2 separate regions of the Homo sapiens genome follow, and region 1 is linked to region 2. A link is an interaction called in ENCODE POLR2A ChIA-PET data of the cell type or tissue named here. Cell type or tissue: IMR-90. All regions are shown on one strand. Links, peaks and the distances in the headings refer to the core of each region. The heading gives the core; the rest is flanking DNA.

Region 1 (6,772 bases), core at 754-5,753, 110 kb after region 2:
GGAGGAAGACTGAGATCCCACCTTCAGGTCCGAGTTCTCTATTTGGGAGACAAGGACAGATCTCAAGTTTCCAACAACTGGCCTATCCTTACTTTCATTCTCTGTTCCCTCTCCCCAGTAGCTGATTTCTATGCCCTTGGCAAGGCACTCACTGTCATCCTGTTGCTCTGGGCAGCCCATCTGTGGTTTGTAATGTCATTTTGGTTATCAGCTTAATCCTTACCATGAGGATCATGACCTCTATTTCACAAGAAGGTGAAGGGTCAGGTTGAACCATATGAGGTTACCATTTTTGTAGGTCAGAAAATGGTTGTATATTGGGTATTTCATGTGGTTCAACTTAATAACTTGTCCTGGGTCATATAACTTACCCTTTGTTTAATGACAAAAAAAAGAGCATCTAACATGTTTCAGACTAACTCTCTTACTGGTGATGGACTTTTAGCTGAATCACTGGCTTCTGCACGTGGTCTTGACCATTCCCCTTCTTCCTTGGGATGACTGCGTTATTAGTTGATTCCCTGGGGTGTGGCCTAGGCCATGGAGCTTTGCTGGGGGAGGTTGCAGGGTATCGTAGGACAGGCACTGGACTGGGGAAAGCAAGAACTGGGTTTTGGTCTTATCTGCACAAATGGGCTGCAGGAATCTGTTAGTTAGGACTCTCTGGGCACCAATAACATAAAATTCAGCCTAAACTGGCTTAAGTAGGAATAGAAAATTTAATAACTTATGTAAGTGAAGAAGATCAGGGGGTGAAGCAGGCTCCAGGAGCTGCCGGAGGGAAGCATTCCGTGATGTGGAGGTGGCTGGCCGGTCACCGAGAGCTCAGGCTCCTTCTGTTATGGTGTAGGCTGTTGCTTAGAAGCAGCTGGCCTGCCAGCCAGGAACTACATTTCCTAGCACCTCTTGTATTTAGGTGTGACCATGACCAGTTCTCACCAATAGAAAAGGGTAGAGGTGGCATGTGACTCACTTCCAGACCAGGGAGCTTAAGGAGCAGATATGCCTCCTGCATTCCAACTTCCCCCAAGGGTGGAACTTAGAGAACTCCAAGGCACAAGGGGTGGGTGAAGCACAAGGTAGAAGGATCCTGGATCCTGAATTACCAGAGAGATCCATGTAAGACTATTATGTGAGCAGGAAATACATTTTTTTTGAGACAGGGTCTCACTCTGTTGCCCAGGCTGGAGTACAGTGGTGCAATCACGGCTCACTGCATCCTCAACCTCCTTGGCTCAGTCAATCCTCCCACTACAACCTCCCAAGTAGCTGGGACCACAGGTGTGTGTCACCATGCCCAGTTAATTATTTAATTTTAAAAAAATATATTTTTTAATAGACATGAGGTCTTGCCATATTGCCCAGGCTGATCTTGAACTCCTGGGCTCAAGCAGTCCTCCCATCTCAACCTCCCAAAGTGCTGGGATTACAGGCATGAGCCACCAAGGCCAAGAAATAAATTTTTATTATTTAGGATTTGAGGGTTTATTTGTTACAGCAACTAGCATTTCTCTGACTGTTACAGATACCATCAGGACCTCTTCTCTCTCCAGCTGTCTCTTCTGCTTGCTTCTCTGCTGGCTTCATTCTTCAGGCCCATGGGATAGCAACGTAGCTGCCGGCAACTCTAGAACACGGAGAGATCCGGAGGGTCCTAGGTTTAAGGCCAGCAGAAAATATACCACCCTCTTAATAGTTTTAATGCAGTCCCAGACCTTGTATCTCATCACTTAAATTTGTGAGCTTATACCAGAATGAATTACTGTGTCCGGGTGGGTAGCAGTGTTTGGGTTGGTCAGCCCAGCACATGTTCACTCATGGGGCTGAGGGTGGAGTTAATTGCACATGGGGTGCAGTTTGGGGAGGAAACTAGATTCTGGGCATTTATGCATCGCCATGAACTTGAACAGTGCTCAGAAACTCTGAGTGTCAGCATCCTTTCCTGATTCAGTGAGGATGCCAGACACACAGGTATGGCGGAGGGTTTGCCGGGATGGAATGACCTTGCCAAACTGTCCAGGCCTGAAATGTGTGACTTGGTGATGCTCAGATTTCCTTACTGCTGGAACATCATGGAATTGGCTCATTTAGGCCTTGGGTTGACTCTCCCAGCTGAGCATTTTCTCTCTCCTCCATCCTTTTGTTCTCCCTCACATCCATGCAGGGCACTTTCTGGAAGGATATCAATGTCTGGACCCAAAGTGTGCGGTTTTGAACATCACTCACTCAGCCTCGCCCGCTGCCAGCACTCCAGTTGGTTCCGCTGCCATCCCTGATCCTTTGATCCAAGAGAAGTGCTGAGAGCCTCTTTCTCCCCTCAGAGGCAGTGGGTTTCAAACCTTGAGGCAGCGTTTTCATGTCCTCACCCACATTGCCGGTCCAGTCTTGCCTAGTGGGAACGTGATCCACGAGGCCCTTCATGTGGCAGATAATGAGGTGGATGGCTCTTTCAAACACCTCCTCCCAGAGGCCCTCCAGACTGCTGCAGTCCACAAGGTGCTCTCTGAACTCCCAGGGGACTTCTGCTTCAACACCTAATTGTAGCTTGTCCTCTAAACGAACAGCTTCCTACTTCTCTGTCTTGCGTAAAGCCCTTCAGGACAAGAATACATTTTCTCCTTCTCTTATGTTCTCTGTGGGTCCTTGGGTGGAACTGAACACAAAATCCAGCAAATGAAATAAAATCAAGGTGAGATTTATTTAACCTGGACTGTCAGACACCCCACCAGGCGTGTTTGCATCCAAGCTTTCATTTGGTTCCCACCAACAGCCCTGTGAATTGGATATTCGGACACATACTTTTACACACAAAGAAACTGACACTTAAGACAGACTGTGTCACACGCCCAAGGTCACATAAAGAGCGAAAGAAGGGCTGTTGATGCAACTGCCAGGCTTTCATTCCTTTGGTATTTACCAAGTGTCTTCCATGCGCCAGGCTGTGGGCTCAGCTCCCCAGGGAAAATACTGAACTGAACAGGAGGAATCTCTGCAACTTAATGATTAAGGGAGGAGGGAGGGGGGGGTCTCTGGAATTGGCCTTTTTGGGTTCAAATCCTGCCTTGATAGCTTTTGAGCTGTGCCCCCGTGGAGCAGGCGTTTCTTCTCTCCAGACCCAGGTGTCTGTGTGTGGGTGCATGGTAGGATGTCCAGGGCCTGTGTTCATACCACTGCCCCACACTGCCTCATTTATCAAAGCCCTTATGGAGCACTTATTTAGCACTTACTATACGCCTGAAAAGACTTTAAGTGCTTTATAATTTTTTTTTTTTGAAGGTGGAATCTCACTCTGTCACAGAGGCTGGAGTGCAGTGCGTGATCTCAGCTCACTGCAACCTCCGCCTCCTGGGTTCAAGTGATTCTCCTGCCTCAGCCTCCTGAGTAGCTGGGACTACAGGTGTGTGCCACCACATCTGGCTAATTTTGTATTTTTTAGTAGAGGCGGGGTTTTGCCATGTTGGCCAGGCTGGTCTCAAACTCCTGACCTCAGGTGATCTGCCCACCTTGGCCTCCCAAAGTGCTAGGACTACAGGTGTGAGCCACCATGCCCAGCCAAGTGGTTTACAGTTGTTAACTAATTTCATGCTCATGCCGTCCTGTGAAGTAAGTGCTATTACCCTTCCTATTTTACAGATGAGGAAACTGAGGCTCAGAGAGGCTAAGTGACTAGTCCAAGCATTGCAGCTAGGATTCAAACCCAGTCCACCTGGCTCCACAGTCCGTCTTCTTAGCTTCCATGTTTTGCTGTCTGTTCACTTAATAAACAGTGGTTGAATTGGATTGAATTAAATCACCCACATGATTTTTGCCAGGCCTACTTGGGGCTGAGTTTTCGTGAGTGCCTGAGGGGCTGAGTCAACCACATCCATCTTTCTTTTGGACTCTGATTCAGGGAGTGAAGTCACACTCCCATGAAGGCACGGTTACCAGCCCTGTAGGCAGGACAGTGTGACCTCCATGAGCTGCCCTGACCTGGCCCTGGAGGCTGGGCTGCCCAGCAGTGGTTCAGAGGCTCTGAAGAGGGGTGCCCTGCTCAGACCTGGCTTAGTGGTACCAGGAGCTGCCAACTCCCCTCTCCGGGCTGGACATGCCCTCCCCTAGCACTCTTGGGACCCCATTCTCTCCATCATCTCAGAATCTACAAGGAAAATGCTCCAACTTCGAGGCAGCCACCAGCTCATGCTCTGGTGCCTGCACTCCAAGGCTTCCCGTTTGAAAACAGCAGTTTTCAAAGGAGTCTTGTTTGATCTTGTGGGTCTTTTTTCCCCTCTACTTGACTGGAAGCTGATGGCAGCGATCAGATGTGGCTTCTGACAAACCTCAGGGCTACTGAACAGTCCCTGGCATGGCCGATGCTGGCCGCCAAGGCAGGAGAAACAAATCTGCCAGCTGATGGTGGCAGGACCTGGTGACAGATCCAAATGTGCCTTCTTCCCGTGGGCCTTTCCTTTCCTGTGTGGCTCTGTCTGTTTGAGATTCCAGTTGCCCTTTGAGGATGGCTCTGTGCTCCCAAAGGCGCTGTTGTCTGGGGAGAGCACAGATGTACCCAGGGCAGAACTTCGCAGCCCTGACACCCTCCATGACCATGCTCTCTCTCTTCCTCTTCTGAATTTCCTAAGAAATATTTCTGCACACAGAAAGATACAAAGAATAAGAGGAACCAAGCCCTACTTACTGGCCACCAGGACTTTATCTCCCCTTTCGGAAGCATAGCGTTGCACAGTTATGCTCAGATACGCACACACTCACCCTGTCCTGCAGCCAGACATGGTGGCTAAAGTGTTTCCACATCCCTCACCTAATGTGAAGAAGGCAGATTGGTATAAGTGCCCCCATTTTACAGATGAGAAAATGGAGGTTCAGAGAGGTGAGCTGTGACCTGCCTTTGGCCATGCAGCCAGAGAGTGGCCAAGACTCCAAAGCAAGACCTGTCAAAATCCATCCAGCCTCTTCCTGCCTATTCCCCACCATAAGCCAAGCACCCAGGATGGGAGAAAGCTATACTGTCAGTGTCTGATGTGTGAGCCCCTTGAGTGAGGGGCCATATATTCTCTGTGTCCTCAGTCCCCTGGCACCTACTGACTGTCAGGAAATACTTATTTGACTGCACAAAGAGATATTGTGGGACCCTAACTGTGGGAAGGGAAGATTGCACGGAGGAGGCATCGGAATAGTCACTCTTGGATTCTGTATTTGTTTCCTGGGGCCTTCATAACAAAATACCACAAACTGGGTGGCTTAAAACAATAGAAATTGATTCTCTCTCAGTTCTGGGGGCTGGAAGTCTGAAGTGAAGGTATGGGCGGGGCCATGCTCCCTCTGAAGGCTCCAGGGGAGAATCCTTCCTGGTCTCTTCCAGCTTCTGGGGGCTGTCGGCAATGCTTGGCGTCCCCTGGCTTGTCACTGCATCGCGCCAGTCTCTGTCTCTGTCATGACTTGGCCTTCTCTGTGTCTCCACAAGCCTTCCTGTCCTTTTAAACACACCAGTCAGGTCAGGCGTGGTGATTCATGCCTGTAATCCTAGCACTTTGGGAGGCTGAGGCGGGCAGATCACAGGGTCAGGAGTTTGACGCCAGCCTGGCCAACATGGTGAACCCCGCCTCTATTAAAAATACCAAAATTAGCTGGGCGTGGTGGCACACACCTGTAATCTCAGCTACTTGGGAGGCTGAGGCAGGAGAATCACTTGAACCCGGGAGGTGGAGGTTGCAATGAGCCGAGATCGCACCACTGCACTCCAGCCTGGGGGACAGAACGAGACTCTGTCTCAATTAAAAACAAAAACAAAAAAAACCAAGGCTGGGTGCGGTGGTTCACATCTGTAATCCCAGCACCTTGGGAGACCTAGGTGGGTGGATCACCTGAGGTGAGGAGTTCGAGACCAGTCTGGCCAACATAGTGAAACCCCATCTCTACTAAAAAGACAAAAGTTAGCTGGGCGTGGTAGCATGCTCTGTAATCCTAGCTGCTTGGGAGGCTAAGGCAGGAGAATTGCTTGAACCAGGGAGATGGAGATTGTAGTGAGCTAAGATCGCACCACTGTACTCCAGCCTGGGCAACAGAGTAAGATGCCGTCTCAGGAAAAAAAAAAAAAAAAAAAAAGCACCAGTCATTGGATTTACAGGCTACCCTAATCCAGTATGACCTCTGCTTCACTGATGATCTGCAAAGATCCTATTTCCAAGTAAGGCCACATTCCGAGGTTCCAGGTGACATGAATTTTGGGGGATACAATTGAACCTCTACAAATTCTGATCCATCACTTGTCAGCTGTGTGTCCTTGCGAAAGCCTTATTGGAGCTAAAATGTCCTCATTTGGCCAAACCGGGGCCAAGAGGGTGTCCTTGTATGGGGGTTGTGAAATGAAGTGTGAGAGTAACACCGTGGCACCTGGCGTGCTGCAGACACCAAACAGCGGTGGTCTGTCTTATTATTAATACTGCTATTTCTACTATTAAATGAAATGTGAGGTGAGTGTAAGAGAATGGCAAAGTTTATATTTAGAATGGGATATATTTAGAAGGCAGTGAATTCCAATAGGGGCGAAAAAAAATCTATTTATTTATTTATGTGTTTGTAACTACTGGGCAGACAGCAAACAACTTGTTCCGCTCCCAAGTTTAGAACCAACTGAGAGACAGATGCGTGTGTCAGAGGGAGGGAGATCAAACGTCATTCTGATTGCTGATGAAGCTGTCTGGAGCGGGTGGCTTTGTCTTCAGCAGGCCTCCTACCGCCCAGACCCTGGCAGAGCAGGCAATGCCAGTCCTAA
Region 2 (6,772 bases), core at 1,234-6,233:
GATGCTGTGACTTCAGCAGCCTAAGCTTCTGGGCACCCCCCCACAGCATCTCTCATCCTGATGCCTATTGGGTTCAGCCTCGTCCTCCTTGTGTCGCCCCCACGCTGTTGATGATCCTCCAGCCCCACTTGGCATGCCTGATGTGGCCTGAGAGCCTGGGTTTTAATAGCTGAATATTTCTTTAAAAGAAATTCCACTTGTCTTGAGGCCCGCGTTCCTCCAGCGTTGCCTGCCTGGCTCCCCGGGGGAGTTCACGCAGAAACTGATGTGTTAACAGGCTGCAGTGTCTCCCTTTCCATCTCTCCATTTAGCCTCCCTTGGAGATGGCCTGGTCGCTGGCTCTCTGTGCCCTTGCCTAGTGGCTCAAGATGGCACATGACTTGGGGCCCCCGGATCTGGGTAGGGGGGCTGTATAGACACCAGATGTTGGAATCCACCCAGGTAAAGCCACCATGATGCACAAGTCCCAGGTGCCAACTGTGCAGCGGTTGGGGGCTCCAGCCAGAGTGGAGTTGGAAGGGATGCTGCTGGAATCCAGCTTGTGGGGAGATGGTACCAACTGGAGGTGCTGGACGCTTCCTTCTTTGAGATGAGCAGGCAGCGATCACCGGGTCTGGGGCTGTGTGGAGCAGGTTGGGGCTGGCCTTCCTCCTCTGGGTCCCTGAGTGTGGTGGGCCTGAAGGAAGAGAAACATGTCAACTTGGCTGTCCAGGCCAAGTGTACTAAAGAGTAACCTCCACGTGGGCAGGGATTTTTATCTGCCTTAGTTCACTGTGGTGTCCTGGTGCCTAGGAGAGTGCCTGGCATGGAGGCCGCACTGTCCCCCACTCCTTGCCTCCAAACCACCTCTGCTTGAGCTCTACCTACAGACAGGACCCTGTGCTTTTTACACATTAACTCATCAGACACTCGCAATAACCATATGGAGTTGGTGTGATAACATACCCATTTGACAGGTGAGGAAACCGAGGCCCAGGAAAGTGAGGTAACGTGCCCAAGCCCCTCTCCATGGCAGGCTATGTAGCATCTCTTAGGTCTCAGCTCAGGGTTCCCCTCTTAAGAGGTCTGACCAGAGCCCTGGCTCCATTCCACACATGATGTCATTGTTGCTCCCTCGTAGCACGTCACCCGGCTCTCTATAAATGTCTGATTCACTCACTTATTCACGATCTGTCTCCACTCCCCGGAATGTGAGGTCTCTCAGGACAATGTCTGGCCCCTTGCAGGGCAGAGCTGACTGGTCTGACCTGACATCTGTGCTCTTACCCACCAGGCTTTCCTGCCTGCCTGGTTTGATGAGCTGTGGGTTCATTACATCTGGCATGGGCGCCATTTCCCGGGTCCTAGGATGTGAGGCAGAGGTTCCCTCGAGACCTCTCTCAACTCCCAGGGAGTTAAATCTCACCCCAGGTTTTAGAGCAGCCAACTTCCTGTGGCCTGCCCTCCTGCAGAGTAATTACTGTAATTTTCCCAGTGTCACCCTCAGCCTTTGGATGATATTGTGACCAAAATGTGAGAAGCAATGACACCCTGTGACACTCCCAGCCCTTGTAATTGAGGCTTTGAAAGCACTGCTGATGTCTCCAAAGGCATCTGGGTGCTCCACGGCTGTGATGGAGGTGGGACCTCTGAACCCTGGCTTTTTGACTTTGGCTGCTTTGCAAATGTAGTGACTAATAGATGTGATGTGTTGATTCACTCCCCTGTCTTCCCAAAATTGTGTTCACATCCCTGATCCAATCTGGAGCCTTGTAGCAGCCTCGTGAGGCTGGGACTGGTACTTTGGCCCTGACTTAATCGGCAGAGAACTTGTGCATTCCTTGAAATTGTACAGCGTATGAGTGGCAGAGCCTGGCTCAAACCCGGGTCTTCTGCTCCCATGTCACACACACTCGGTCTGGGACCTCTTCTGTGCAAATATCCCATTCAAGAGGGCCTCCTGATTATTCTACCACTATCTAAAGTTGGTTGCAGAGTAGCAATAGCAAAAGCAAAAGTCACAACCTTGGGCGCTGACAGCCTGTCAGGCACCGTCCTAATTGACTTGCCATGTGTTAATGCATTTATTCCTCCCTGAAGCCCACTGTGGTGGGGGCTGTGATTATCCCCACTTTACAGATGAGGAAACTGATGCCCAGAGAGGGTATATTTAGCCCAGGACTGGGAGCCATAATGTGATGGAGCTGGGATTGGAACCCACGTAGTCTTCAGAGACCAAGCTTTGACCATACTGCCATATAAATCATCTAGAAAGCCATAATTCCTGGAACTTACTGCATTTTTTTCTCAGGGGTGTTCATTTGTTCATTCATTCCTAAGCTATGGTTGAATGAATGAATGAATGAATCTATTATGTACTGACCATTGTTCTAGGTGCTGAGGATTCAGTCCTGGGCAAAACAGACAAAGTTTTGCCCCCGTGCAGTTCCATTCTAGTTGGGGGAGACAAGATATGCAGATGATGAATGTGGTTTCAGGTTGGGAGAACTATGGAGAACAATGAATGGAACGGGAACAGAGAGTGATGAAGAAGGTGACTTTGGCCACAGTGGTCAGGGACGGGGGAAGCAGACACCTGAGGGGGAAGCGAGACGGGTGAGCATCATGAAGAAGGGGTTCCAGGCAGAGAGCAGCGTCTGCAAAGGCCCTGCGGTGGGACTGTGGAGGCCTGCTCTGGAAACAGTGAGGAGGGCATCAGGAGGTGAGGTCAGAACGGTAAGAGTGAGGAGATGCTGGGGTTGCATCGGATGATAGGATCCGACTTCGCTGCTGGAGACAGAGCCGGGGGATGAGGCGGAGGCAGGGGGGCCAGTGTGGGGGCCGTCCCTGTGGTACAGGGGTGAGACGATGCTGGCAACTTAGCCTCAGGGTGCTTCTAAAGAGTCTCTTCTTAGATATCGCTCTCTTCCCTTTCCTCCCGGACTGACGTCTGCACATCCTTCTCTCCCGGCTAAGACCTTCCCTGCTCTCCTGGGGGTTGAGTTTGGCCTTGTCTAAGCCCGTGGCTGGGTGCATGGCTCCCGGGCACTGCTCTTTTGTGGCTGCCTTGTCCAGTGGTTATTTGGTGCGCAGTAAGCCCTTTGCTTTTTGGGTATTGACTGTAGATCAGTGCTCACCATGTTTATCCTCCATAGGTGCTTTATTATTATTTTTGGCATCTGCAGAAATACCTGCTTTATGTGTTGCCTGCTCAGTTATGTCTCATTGTTGCCTTTATTTACTTATTTCACACGAGACAATGTCCCTGCTTGGCTTCTCGGCTCAGTCTGATGCCGTGACTGCTGACACGGGAGGAATGACACTGCGTTACTCAAGCAGGTGGCAGTGTGGCTTTTCTCGAAAGCATGAGGCCCCAGCCTCCCTGGGTGTGCAGAATGGGTGCTCGTGAATCCCTCTGGTGGGACTGGGTGTCTGTGGGTTCAGTCCTGGGGGGCAGGGGTGAGCATATATGTGATGTGGGGTTTTAGAGAATCAGTCAGGGCTCCGTGTGTGTAAGCAATAGAAATTGCCTCTGGCCAACTGCAGCAGAAAAGGAATCATCAGAAGGAAACTCTTGTATCTGAAGTTGGGCCAAAAGACTGGCTGGGAAAAGGTGGGAACCCAGCTAACTCTGGTTGGGAATAGGGTGGCGGGCAGGTGGGGGTGGGTGGGTGGTGTTTCTAGCAAGATCTGCTCAAGGCCCTCTGGGGACCCCACCAGGATGGGTGGCTCCAGCCAGCTTGAGAATTTTGCAAGACTGGAAATCCATGTACCCAGAGAGAGGGGACCTAACTGGTGGGGATTTGACCTTGTGGCGAGGCCTGGCCTGGCAGTGTGCAGGGCTCATGTTCAACAGTCCTGCCAAGACTGCAGTTTGGGGAGAGGATCACTCCTGGAAAGGAATTTTGGGGTGCTGGTGTCAGAAGAAGAGAGGCTGGGCACTTGGCTGCTACAAGTACCTCCTGTACCCTAGAAGAGCCACACATGTGAGCTGTGTTTTGGTCTTTTAAGATGCTAAGGATGGAGGATATCATCAAATGGAATGTTAAAGTACAGGACCGAGTTCCTCTGAGCCAGTGAACGGGCTGGGCTCAGAGTGCAGAGGGGTTCCCAGGTCTGGGGAAGTTTTGGACACAGTGATCCGGCTGGGCCTCTAGGGCTGGGTTGCCTGGAATAGGAGGGGCGTTTGGGGAATGGAGCTCTGAGTCAGGCTCACTGCAGGGGCGAAGGCCTGGAGGCTGGGTTTGGTGGAGGTGAGGGGCAGAGTTGCTGACTCACTGCTAGGGAGTGGGGAGTGAGGCTGGAGCTGCAGGCTGAAGATGTCTTTGGACACCAGGCTGAGGAGTGTAGTCTTGGGAGGGTAATTGTGTCAGGAAGCAGAGCGGGAGGAGTGGTCCACTGCTTCATGACATCCCTCCTATGTGCCTGACACTATACTAATAGTGCTTTGTTGTAGCCTGTTTAACCTACTGATGCTGCTATTTCCCTTTTATACAGATGAAGAGACGGGGGGTCAGAGAGGTTAAGTGACTTGGACAAAGTCACATAGTGAGTCAGTCGCAAAGAAGGTCCTGCTTCTTGCTACGTCGCCCAGGCCTGGCCAATATTCTCCACTGGTCTGTGTTGCAGAATCGCCAGCTGTGAAGTCAAGCAGCTGCTGATCTGTCCTGTTGAGCGCCTTGATTCTTTTCCTTCAGCCTTCCCTTCCCCAGTATCCCTAGAGCACATTGGGCATGGCTGTGGGCCGGCAGGGGTGGCAGAGTGTAGGGAGAGGGTCTGGGGAGACTTTCTCCTTGTCACTGCAGAGCTGTTTCTCTTCTCTCCATTTCCTCTGTAAAGAGCTGGTACAAAGCTAGCAAAATCAGAGTCAGCAGAAAAATCTAATTTTCACCTTAGACACGTTTGTAGCTGGTAGATAGTAACCCACCTTCTAGACTTTCCTTCCAGACAGGGCTGAGCTGAGTCCTGCCCTGGACATTGGGGACCTGCTCTGTCACGAATTCCCTGCCTCTTGTTAGGCAAGACAGTTCTTCTCTGTAAGCCTCAGTTTGTCCACCAGTAAAAAGGGGGTGGTGGTGATCGTGGCAGGGTGTTACAAGCCCACATGCCTGCAGGGGCCCTCCAGGAGAGACAGAGGCATGAAATAAACCAGGCGCAGGGCAGAAGAGGGCATGGGAATACAAGGGGCCTGGTGGGCACGTGCTCAGCTCATAGAGTCAACCCCAGCTCGGGGCCAACCAGCTGTTGCTGTGTAGGGCTTCTTGGGCCACATCTTTGGATTATTTTCAAGAAAATCCAGAAATCTGAACTATGCTCCAAAATAATTGAAATTTTAAATGTTAGCAACTTATTTGAAATTTTTGAAAGATAGTATAGGCCAATAATAGTAGCTCCATGGCCTGAAACTGGCCTGTGGAGTCACCAGCTTGCAGTGTCTGGATTATTTGGGTCTCCTCCAGCCAGATGAGCTATGGCTACATTTAATAGGCGTATAAATAAAAATAAAATATTTGCCTTCTAGATATGTTGATTTGTATTTATTGATGAGGTCTGTGGTTTATAATTGGCATCTGAGCTCAGAGTTAATAATGGGGTAGAAGCCTCTTTGAGAAACTTTAATCAGAGATGTAGAATTGGTGTGCTTATACCTCTCTCTCCAGATTACTTCCTCCTCCTGACATCTATCTTTAATCCTTCCTGCTGCAGACTTAGCCTAGCCTAGTTTCTGTGGCAACAGAGTATGCTACCTTTTCTCTCCTCGTAGATTCAGAGAGAAGGAAGCAGGGAGGGTGGCCTTGAGATTTTCATAACTCAGACAGCAGTTCCAGGGACCTCTACTTTCTACACCTGCAAAATCAGGGGCAGGACAGGTTTATTTGAAGCCAGTGGGCAGCCCAAGAGCAAGATTTATTGTCTCTCATAAATTTTTAGAGACCTCTGGCTAAGAGCTACCGACTTTATCACATTAGCTGCTACCTTAGTCCCCAGTCTGGAGGGTGTTCGTGGATTAGTTTCTTTAGTATCCAGAGAGCAGTGAGTTTATAGGCCCTTTTAAGGGTGGGCTTGGGAAAGACCTATAGGAACCAAAGGCTTAAAAGAGGATCTAGGGGTCATACTGGCCAATGTGCTGGTCATTTCTACCATGCACAGTGCAGAGTTTGGGAAAGACCTCAGAGAGACAGTAGTGGCAGAAGAGGATCTAGAGGTCATAGTGGCCAATGAGCTGGTCATTCTCGCCATGCACAGTGAAACCAAGATGGACTGTATAGTCAGGAAAGGGAAGTGGCTCCACTGAGATTGTGGTGCTGATAGCAGTTGTCAGTCCTGGGCTCTGACCGGGAAGAATAGGGGAAGTGGGTAGGATACAGACATTGGAGTCAAATGCCTGGGTTTGGATCCTGGCTTCACCGCTGTGAGGCTGGGGGCGCGGGTAATTTACTTAACATCTCTGAGCTTCTAAGAACTCATCTGTAATGGGAAGATGACAGCAGTTACCGCCTCATAGGTTATCGTGAGGATTGAGATGATACTTGTAAAGCGTATAGAACAGGGGCGGCAAACTTTTTCTGTAAAAGACCAGATTGTAAACATTTTGGGCTTTGTGGGCCATATGGTCTCTGTCGGACGCTGCAACTCAGCTGTTGTAACTTGAAAGCAGCCATAGATAGATAATATGTAAATGATGGGCGTGGCTGTGTTCCAATAAAACTTTATTTATAGACACTGAAATTTGAATTTCAGATACTTTTCATGTGTCACAAAATAGTCTTCTTCTGATTTTTTTTTTCAACAT

The links. Peaks named below come from ENCODE experiments on the same cell type or tissue, not always from the same donor. Only the 100,000 strongest peaks of a DNase experiment are listed, where the experiment ranks them.
Region 1: POLR2A ChIA-PET joins it to region 2 with 7 read pairs; 2 of 35 experiments call an interaction of 5 or more read pairs at or near these places.

What each region holds. Positions count from the first base shown.
Region 1 is chr1:17,875,182-17,881,953 of GRCh38, forward strand. No RefSeq gene overlaps it. Among named protein-coding and RNA genes, the nearest start is that of ACTL8, 120 kb to the left of the region's middle. In IMR-90, for the core only: no CTCF peak of the experiment used is centred there; DNase peaks (open chromatin) are centred at 930 and 3,840; H3K27ac peaks cover 2,581 bases.
Region 2 is chr1:17,764,542-17,771,313 of GRCh38, forward strand. The region is part of intron 1 of ACTL8 (actin like 8); the gene reads left to right. Among named protein-coding and RNA genes, the nearest start is that of ACTL8, 13 kb to the left of the region's middle. RefSeq lists an enhancer at 3,518-4,084. In IMR-90, for the core only: no CTCF peak of the experiment used is centred there; DNase peaks (open chromatin) are centred at 1,690, 4,240 and 4,550; H3K27ac peaks cover 3,194 bases.